Regions from separate parts of the Homo sapiens genome. Here region 1 is linked to region 2. Evidence: chromatin contacts called from ENCODE POLR2A ChIA-PET data. All regions are on one chromosome and are shown on one strand. Each heading gives the region's core, a stretch centred on a gene start or an enhancer-like site at or near the end of the contact. The rest is flanking DNA. Distances are from core to core; before and after follow the strand shown. Region 1 overlaps CLDN14-AS1 (CLDN14 antisense RNA 1). Region 2 overlaps DOP1B (DOP1 leucine zipper like protein B).

The links. ChIA-PET counts read pairs that join two places held with the same protein, here RNA polymerase II (POLR2A).
Region 1: POLR2A ChIA-PET joins it to region 2 with 10 read pairs in activated T-cell. The contact joins two enhancer-like sites. POLR2A ChIA-PET finds 5 or more read pairs at or near these places in 3 of 52 experiments (HEK293 and activated T-cell).

Annotation. Positions count from the first base shown.
Region 1 is chr21:36,485,365-36,489,657 of GRCh38, forward strand. The region is part of intron 2 of CLDN14-AS1 (CLDN14 antisense RNA 1); the gene reads left to right. It also overlaps a transcript of CLDN14 not described here and the pseudogene PSMD4P1. Among named protein-coding and RNA genes, the nearest start is that of CLDN14, 7.4 kb to the left of the region's middle. Within about 2 kb of position 2,692, at least 4 of the 41 ENCODE cell types and tissues checked have a DNase peak (open chromatin) inside an H3K27ac peak, as active enhancers do.
Region 2 is chr21:36,171,718-36,176,010 of GRCh38, forward strand. All of the region lies in intron 2 of DOP1B (DOP1 leucine zipper like protein B), which reads left to right. Among named protein-coding and RNA genes, the nearest start is that of DOP1B, 17 kb to the left of the region's middle. Within about 2 kb of position 2,299, at least 7 of the 41 ENCODE cell types and tissues checked have a DNase peak (open chromatin) inside an H3K27ac peak, as active enhancers do.

The DNA of each region.
Region 1 (4,293 bases), core at 1,442-3,941, 310 kb after region 2:
TGTCTGGCTAATTTTTGTATTTTTAGTAGAGACAGGGTTTCACCATGTTGGCCAGGCAGGTCTTGAACTCCTGATCTCAAGTGATCCACCCGCCTCAGCATCCCAAAGTGTTGATATTACAGGCGTGAGCCACTGTGCCTGGCCAAGGCTCTGATTTTCGTTAGGATCAGACGGATCACTTCTGTCACCAGCGATACCTGAGTACAGGTTAATCAATACAGCAAGATGTTGCACTAGTGATCGCAGCAGTCAAGTTCATTTCCAAATACAGAGCGAAAGCAAGGTGCCTTCCCAATCCTCTGCTCTGTCCTGTTTTCTGTCTCGGGACACCCTGTCATCCTCAGACAAGTGACAATGAAGAGACAGTAAAGGCAAACCAAGTCACTGTCCAAAAATTGCACCACCTACCTTGGAGAGCCTCTCATTTCCCATCAGATATGAATGAAAGATCAGATATAAACCTGATGGGAAATGAGAGGTTCCATTTCCTTTTTTTTTTTTTTATGTTGCCAAGCTTTATTTAGGCTGTAATGGTTACAGATAACACACATCTAACCCTATATTCTCTGCGTCCCATGCAGTCCCCTGAGCAGGCTCAGCTACCCTTTCCCTCCAGTCTCACTTCTTGTCTTCCTCCTTCTTGTCCTTCTTGCCATCCTTGGTGGCCTGGCAGGCCAGGGAGCCCACAGCGTTTCAAATGGCTTCATTGTTGGGATCCACACCTGGGAGGTTCTCCAGGACACTCTGAAGGAACTCAGGATCCTGCATCACGTCGTAATCATCCTCCTCCTTGGCTGGCTGGCAAGTGTCCATGGCTGAGCTGGCATCAATGTCTACTGATTCCGCCTGGCCAAACTCTGCTCCTGCAGGGACATCTTCATGACATAAGCAATCCCCTCTTCCTTAGGTCAGGAAGTCCGGTATGGCCAAACTCTTGTTGGCTAATGGTCATCTTCAGCAGGACCTCGTCTGAGCCTTCAGTCCCAGTTGTAGCAATCCTGGCCTCAGCAGCAGAGGCTGCAGCTGCTCGTCTGGGCTCCTCATCCTGCCGCTGCTGCTGCTCCTCCATAGAAACCCGAGGGCCAAGGCCAGCTGAGGATCAGCACTGGGATCTACTCCAAATTCAAAGTCACTGGCACCGAGACCCAGCATGGCACCCCCTTCCCCAGCCAAAATCGGAGAACTGATGAGAGCATCAGCCAAGCTGGGCCCAGGAGGCACTGCCACCAGATGAGAACCGCTTCCATCTTTGCCATTCAACGTGTTTACAAAGGCTGTCAGCTTTTCTCTGTTCACCTCCTCTTCCCCCAAATTTATCATGTCAACATTTACTTTCTCCTTCTTGAGGAATTTAGCCAGTTTCACCAGATCCTTCTCATTGCCTTTGGGCTTCCCACGAAGGCAATGATATGCGTCTTGTGATTCTTGCCCCGTCAGCGCTTCAGAGCCAGATGGGCCATGTGGATGCCAGTGTAGAAGGTGATCTTGCCCTTGGGTTGGACGGTGTGTAGCTTGGACAGGATGCGGCCGGTGTCTAGAGTGAGTGTGGTCAGCACTTCACAGTCATTAGCCAGTGTGATGAGGGCCATGTTGTTCTCAGGGTTGCTGTGGATTTTGTTTAATTTTTTTTTTTTTTTTGAGACTGAGTCTTGCTCTGTCACCTAGGCTGGTGTGCAATGGCGCAATCTCAGCTCACTGCAACCTCTGCCTCTCGGGTTCAAGGGATTCTCCTGTCTCAGCCTCCCAAGTAGCTGGAACTACAGGCGCCTGCCACCACACCCGGCTAATTTTTGTATTTTTAGTAGGGACGGGGTTTTACCATGTTGGTCAGGCTGGTCTTGAACTCCTGACCTCATGGTCTGCCTGCCTCGGCCTCTCAAAGTGCTGGGATTACAGGCGTGAACCACTGCGCCCGGCCTGTTGTGGGTTTTGAATGACATACTATGTTGACAGCGTCTTGCTGGGCCTGCAGCTGGGTGGGGAAGAAGTCCTCATTCTGCACATACTCACTGTTGTCCACACACACCATAGCGCTTTCCAACACCATCCTGCCACCCTCCTCCCTCCCATTTCTTGAAATAATCCTTCATGTATAACTTAGGTTAATAGTGCCTCATAGTCTACTTAGAAAGAATCAGATAGAATTTTCTTTAGTAAGGAAATTTCCAAATAGAGAATAGAAAAGTTAATTGATGGCAATGTATTTAATAGCGAGGATCAGTGAGGAAATGAATTAAAGAGGTTCCTTTTACACTTTTCTTCTCTGAAGCTAGGTACACCTTAGTTCATGTTGCAGCTTCTTTGGTGCTGTCAGATCATAGTTGGTATGAAATGGGAAGTTTCTGAAAGTCAGATGACACATTTGTGAAATGCAACCTCACTGTTATCTACCCGGCACCCATCATTTAGCTGACAACAATCTCAGCAACAGGCATTTCAATGTGGTCCTGCGTTTGCTAATTGCTGGTGTGTACTCAGGACACCGGAAGATTTAACCTTTTGGATGAGACAGATACCAGTAACTTCCCAGCTGAGCTTCCCAGGAATGAACTGATGAGAAGTGACATCCAAAAAACTGTCTCTTAAAATATAAAGAGATCAAAAGCATGAAGTAGAGACTCAAACAGGTGTGTGCACACTCACCTTCATAGCAGCATTATTTGCAATAGTCAAAAGGTGGCAGCAGGCCAGGCGTGCACTGAGAGACGAATGGATAAACAAAATATGCTGTAACCACACAATGCAACATCCAGCCAGAAAAAGGAAGTTCTGACACATGCTCCAACACGGCTGAACCTTGAGGATGTTATGTTAAGTGAAATATGCCCATTGCAAAAAGACAAATACTGTGATTCCCCTTCCTTCCTTCCTTCCTTCCTTCCTTCCTTCCTTCCTTCCTTCCTTCCTTCCCTCTCTCTTTCTTTTTGAGACAGAGTCTCACTCTGTTGCCAGGCTGGAGTGCAGTGGCGGGATCTCAGTTCACTGCAACCTCTGCCTCCTGGGTTCAAGCGATTCTCCTGCCTCAGCCTCCCGAGTAGCTGGGATTACAGGCACGTGCCGCCATGCCCAGCTAATTTTTGTATTTTTAGTAGAGACGGGGTTTCACCATGTTGGCCAGGATGATCTCAATCCCTTGATCTCGTGATCCACCCTCCTCGGCCTCCCAAAGTGCTGGGATTACAGGTGTGAGCCACCGCGCCCGGCCTGTGATTCCACTTTTATGAGATACCTAGTATAGTCAAATTAATAGAGACAGAAGGTAGAATTGCGGGTGCCAGGGGCTGAGGGCGGGGGGGTGGGGAGTTACAGTTTAATGGGTACAGACTTTCAGTCTGGGAGGAGGAGAAAGCTCCGGAGAGGGATGGTGGTGGATGGCTGCATGATATGCGTGTACTTAATGTCACAGAACTATGTACTTCAAATGGCTGAAATAGCACATTTTACGTTATGTGTGTTTTACTACAATAAAAAATACAGAAAGAGGCCGCGCACAGTGGCTCACGCCTCTAATCCCAGCACTTTGGGAGGCTGAGGTGGGCAGATCACCTGAGGTCAGGAGTTCAAGACTAGCCTGGCCAACACGGTGAATACAAAAATTAGCTGGGTGTGGTGGCATGCATCTGCGATCCCAGCTACTCAGGAGGCTGAGGCAGGAGAATCACTTGAACCTGAGAGGTGGAAGTTGCAATAAGTCGAGATCAAGCCACTGCACTCCAGCCTGGGCAACAGAGTGAGTGAGAGTCTGTCTCAAAGAAAAAAAAAAAAAAATATATATATATATATATATATATATGGAGAGAGAGAGAGAGAGAAAGAGAATGGGGGGCGGGAGAGAGAGAGAGAAAGAGAGAGAGAGAGAGAGAGAACATCCAAAACTGATATTAGCCATTCTGAATTGGACTGTCCCATCAAATGTGGTCTTGCAGCTGTCCACTTGTTTAGGAGTAAGGAGTTTTATTGGAATGAATGTTCTCAGATATTAATCAACACAGTACCTCCCTCCCTTCTCAGTTCCAGCTGATGCTGAGACACCAATGGCAAATCTTGATCCATGCCCACCCCAGGAGGATGAGCGACAGTCAGGATTTTGGGCCACAACACATGCAGCTTCCTGCAGTGTCCTCTTCTCCAGGGTGTGCTGTGGGAAGGCCTCACCAGCTTGGGCAGGGGCTCAGCTCTCACGGGACGAGGCAGCTGAGTAGCTGATGGCAGGGCCTGGTGGGGGGCCGGGGACGACGGCAGAGTCATCCACTGCCACTCTGGACAAAGGCCAAACCTGTCCTGGATGCCACC
Region 2 (4,293 bases), core at 1,049-3,548:
TTTCAGACTTAACATGAGAGAATACATTTCTGTTGTTGAAGCCACCTGGTGTGTGGCACTTCGTTATAGCAGCCCTAGAATGCTATGACAGTGGTAGGACAAGATCTGTTAACACCTCAGTGCTGGGGATAAGGCATTGAACACTAAGCCCCTGCTCTCATGGAAAGAAATGACGCTTTCTTGGCGAGAGACAGACGACAGATGACTGTGTGATGTCAGATGCTGAATGCTAAGAAGAAAAATAAACTGGGGAAGTGGGGTATGGAGGAAGGAGGAGGGAGTGCTATTTTAGACAGAGAGGACACTGACAGCGTGACCTTAAAGCAGAGGTTGGGGTGAAGTGAGCAAGCTGGTGGGAAGGGCAATCTGGGGCATGGGCCTGTGTCCAAGGCATGGGAAGGGGACAGGAGTAGCCAGAGGACAGAGTGACCAGAGATACAGCAGGGTCAGGCCACTGATAGGATTTTGCTCTGGCGGGGAGGGGAAGCCACTGAGCTTCCTCCCAGGGAGGCTGTGAGCAAGGGAACCTCTGCCTCACCCATTCCAAGAATTCCCCGGGCCGTCAGCAAGCACAAGAGCCAGTGTGGATGCCCGCACCATTAGGCCTGAGATCAGTTCCTGCCGTTACTGGATGTGGAGGGTTTGGATGGTGCTGGAGGGAGCACATCTTGATCAGCATCAGGAATACTTGGTTCTGTGAAACTTGCAACTTCTGCATTCAAGGGTCCCTGATAGGAGTTGGTATGAATAAAGAATTTTCTTCACTGGGTGCAGTGATGCATGCCTGTAATCCTAGCACTTTGGGAGGCTGAAGGCAGAAGGATCACTTGAGCCCAGGAGTTTCAGACCAGCTTGGGCAACATGGCAAAACCTTGTCTCTCCAAAACTACAAAAATTATCTGGCCATGGTGGTGCACACCTGTAGTCCAGCTACTCAGAAGCCTGAGGTGGGAGGATCCCTGGAGCCTCAGCCTGGAGCTCTTGCACCACTGCACTCCATCCTGGGTGACAGAGTGAGACCCTGGCTCAAAAAAAAAAAGGAATTTTTTTAAGGCTTTGGTGATCGTCACATTTCTTGGACTTATGCACAGAAATTCAGTGAGTAAGAGTTGAGAGTTGGGCGGGGCGCAGTAGCTCACCCCTGTAATCCCAGCACTTTGGGAGGCTGAGGCAGGTGGATAACCTGAGGTCAGGAGTTTGAGTCCAGCCTGGCCAACATGGTGAAACCCTGTCTCTATTAAAAATAAAAAAAATTAGCCAGGCATCGTGGCGAATGCCTGTAGTCCCAGCTACTTGGGAGGCTGAGGCAGGAGAATCGCTTGAACCTGGGAGGCAGAGGTTGCAGTGAGCCAAGATTGCACCACTGCACTCCAGCCTTGGGGACAGAGGAAGACTCTGTCTCAAAAAAGAGTTGAGAGTTGAATTAGCAAAATTCTTTATAATACAGATTTAAACAATGATATAGGACACAAAAGCTTAGGGTCAACATTCTTTTTTTTAAGGTAGGTAACTAAATGTTATAATGCATAAAACTTAGATTTGGAGGAGAAGACTCATCCAGTCAACCCTTTTTTCAACTAAGAAAACTGGTTCCCAGAAGGTCTTGGTATGTCCAGCTGTAGACAGATTCTAATGGTATCATTTTCAAACTTGCTCAATGTTTCAGCATCATTTTTAGAATTTTTCTGTGTTAGAGAATAGTTTATCTTTTTTTTTTTTTTTGAGATGGAGTCTTGCTCTGTCGCCCAGGCTGGAGTGCAGCGGCCCCGTCTTGGCTCACTGCAAGCTTCGCCTCCTGGGTTCAAGCAATCCTCCTGCCTCAGCCTCCCGAGTAGCTGGGACTACAGGCGCCCACCACCACACCCGGCTAATTTTTTTTGTATTTTTAGTAGAGACGGGGTTTCACCGTGTTAGCCAGGATAGTCTCGATCTCCTGACCTCATGATTCATCCGCCTCGGCCTCCCAAAGTGCTGGGATTACAGGCGTGAGCCGCCGCGCCCGGCCCAAGAAAAACATTTTCATCAAGTGCCCTTTTGAGCCCTGAACCCAGGTGCTCTACCAAGCCTGATTTACAGCTTTGATTTTGGAAGTGAAGGCTAATAGAAATAAATTAACTCTGGATTTAAAAATCTTATCATTAAAGCTCTTTAAAAAAAAAAAAAAGTTATAATGGTCCTAAATGAACCAGTTTTTTTTGTTTTTTGTTTTTTCGCTGCTTTTATCTGATGACACACTACGGTTTCACAGAGCAGCCATGAACAGGAAGGGCAGCATGAGGTCTGTGGTGTCACACAGTTCAGCTTCCGGAGTCTTCATCAGTTAGCTACAAGCACCTCCTGTTTAAAGCAGAGCCTCCTGATGGTGTGTTTCAGAATTAGTGCTGCAGTGTGGTGGGAAGAACACGGGTTGGAGCTTGGAGACCTAGTGAACTACTCCAGCCCTTTACAGATCGGCTGCAAGAACTCTTTACCTAAAAACTTGGTGAGAGGCCAGGCGTGGTGGCTCACGTGTGTAGTCCCAGCACTTTGGGAGGCCAAGGTGGGTGGATTACTTGAGGTCAGGAGTTTGAGACCAGCCTTGCTGACATGGCGAAACCCCGTCTCTACTAAAAATGCAAAAATTAGCCGGGCGTGATGGCAGGCACCTGTAATCCCAGCTACTTGGGAGACTGAGGCAAGAGAATTTCTGGAACCTGGGTGGCGGAGGTTGCAGTGAGCCGAGATTGCACCACTGCACTCCAGCACTCCAGCCTGGGTAACCAAAAACCAAAATAATAAATAAATTAATAAAAACTTGGGTGAGTCCAACAGAATCCTTCTTCTTTTTTTGAGGCTGGAGTGCAATGGCATGATCTCAGTTTACTGCAACCTCTGCCTCCTGGGCTCAGGCCATCCTCCTGCCTCAGCCTCCCAAGTAGCTGAGACTACAGGCATGTGTGCGCTACCATGCCTGGCTAATTTTTGTATTTTCTTTTCATAGAGACAGGGTTTCACTATGTTGCCCAGGCAGGTCTCAAATTCCTGAGCTCGAGTGATCCTCACAAAGTGCTGGAATTATAGGCGTGAGCCACCGTGCCTGGCCGGGATCCTGATTTTTTACCCCTGCCTGAATCAACTCCTCTTCCCTGTTGACTAGTATTAGTTCACATAAATCCTCTTCAGCCTGGAGTCTGTGTTAGTCTGCTAGGGCTGCCATAACAAAATACCACTGGCAGAGTGGATTAAACAACAGATTGTTTTGTTTCACAGTTCTGGAAGCCAGAAGTCCAATATCAACGTGTCGGCAGGGTTGGTTCTTCTGAGGCCTCGCTGCCTGGCTTGGAGATGGTGTCTTCTCCCTGGGTCCTCACAGGATCATCCCTCTGGGTGTATCTGTATCCAGATTTCTTCTTCTTCTTCTTTTTTTTTTTTGAGATGGAGTCTCACTTTGTTGCCCAGGCTGGAGTGCAGTAGCACGATCTTGGCTCACTGCAACCTTCACCTCCCAGATTCAAGCGATTCTTCTGCCTCAGCCTCCAAAGTAGCTGGGATTACAGGTGCCTGCCACCACAGCCAGCTAATTTTTGTATTTTTAGTAGAGATGTGGTTTCACCATGTTGGCCAGGCTGGTCTCGAACTCCTGACCTTAAGTGATCCGCCCGCCTCGGCCTCCCAAAGTGCTGGGATTACAGGCGTGAGCCACCACGCCTGGCCCAGATTTCCTCTTCTTACAAGGACACCAGTCAGACTGCATTAGGGCTCACCCTAACTGCTTCATTCTACTTTGATTACCTATTTAAAAATCCTGTCTCCGGCCGGGTATGGTGGCTCATGCTTGTAATCCCTTGGCCTATGGGAGGCCAAGATGGGTGGATCACTTGAGGTCAGGAGTTCAAGACCAGCCTGGCCAACATGGTGAAATCCTGTTTCTATTGAAAATATAAAAACGAGCTGGGTATGGTGGCGCATGCCTGTAATCCCAGCTACTCAGGAGGCTGAGGCAGGAGAATCACTTGAACCCAGAAGGTGGAGGATGCAATGAACCAAGATGGCACTGCTGTTCTCTAGCCTGGGCAACAGAGTGAGACTCTGTCTCAAAAAAAAGAAAGAAAAGAAAAAGAAAAAGAACCTGTCTCTAAATACAGTCCCAGTCTCAGGTGGAGGTCAGGAAGGGCTTTGCCATAGGAGTTTGAGAGGGATACAGTTCAGCCATGACAGAATGTGATGAGGAGGTGCAGGCTGTCTCTCCACCTGTCACCTGTTTACAAAGCTGATCTCTGGTAGAAGCCCAGATGGTCTTTTATCACACACCTT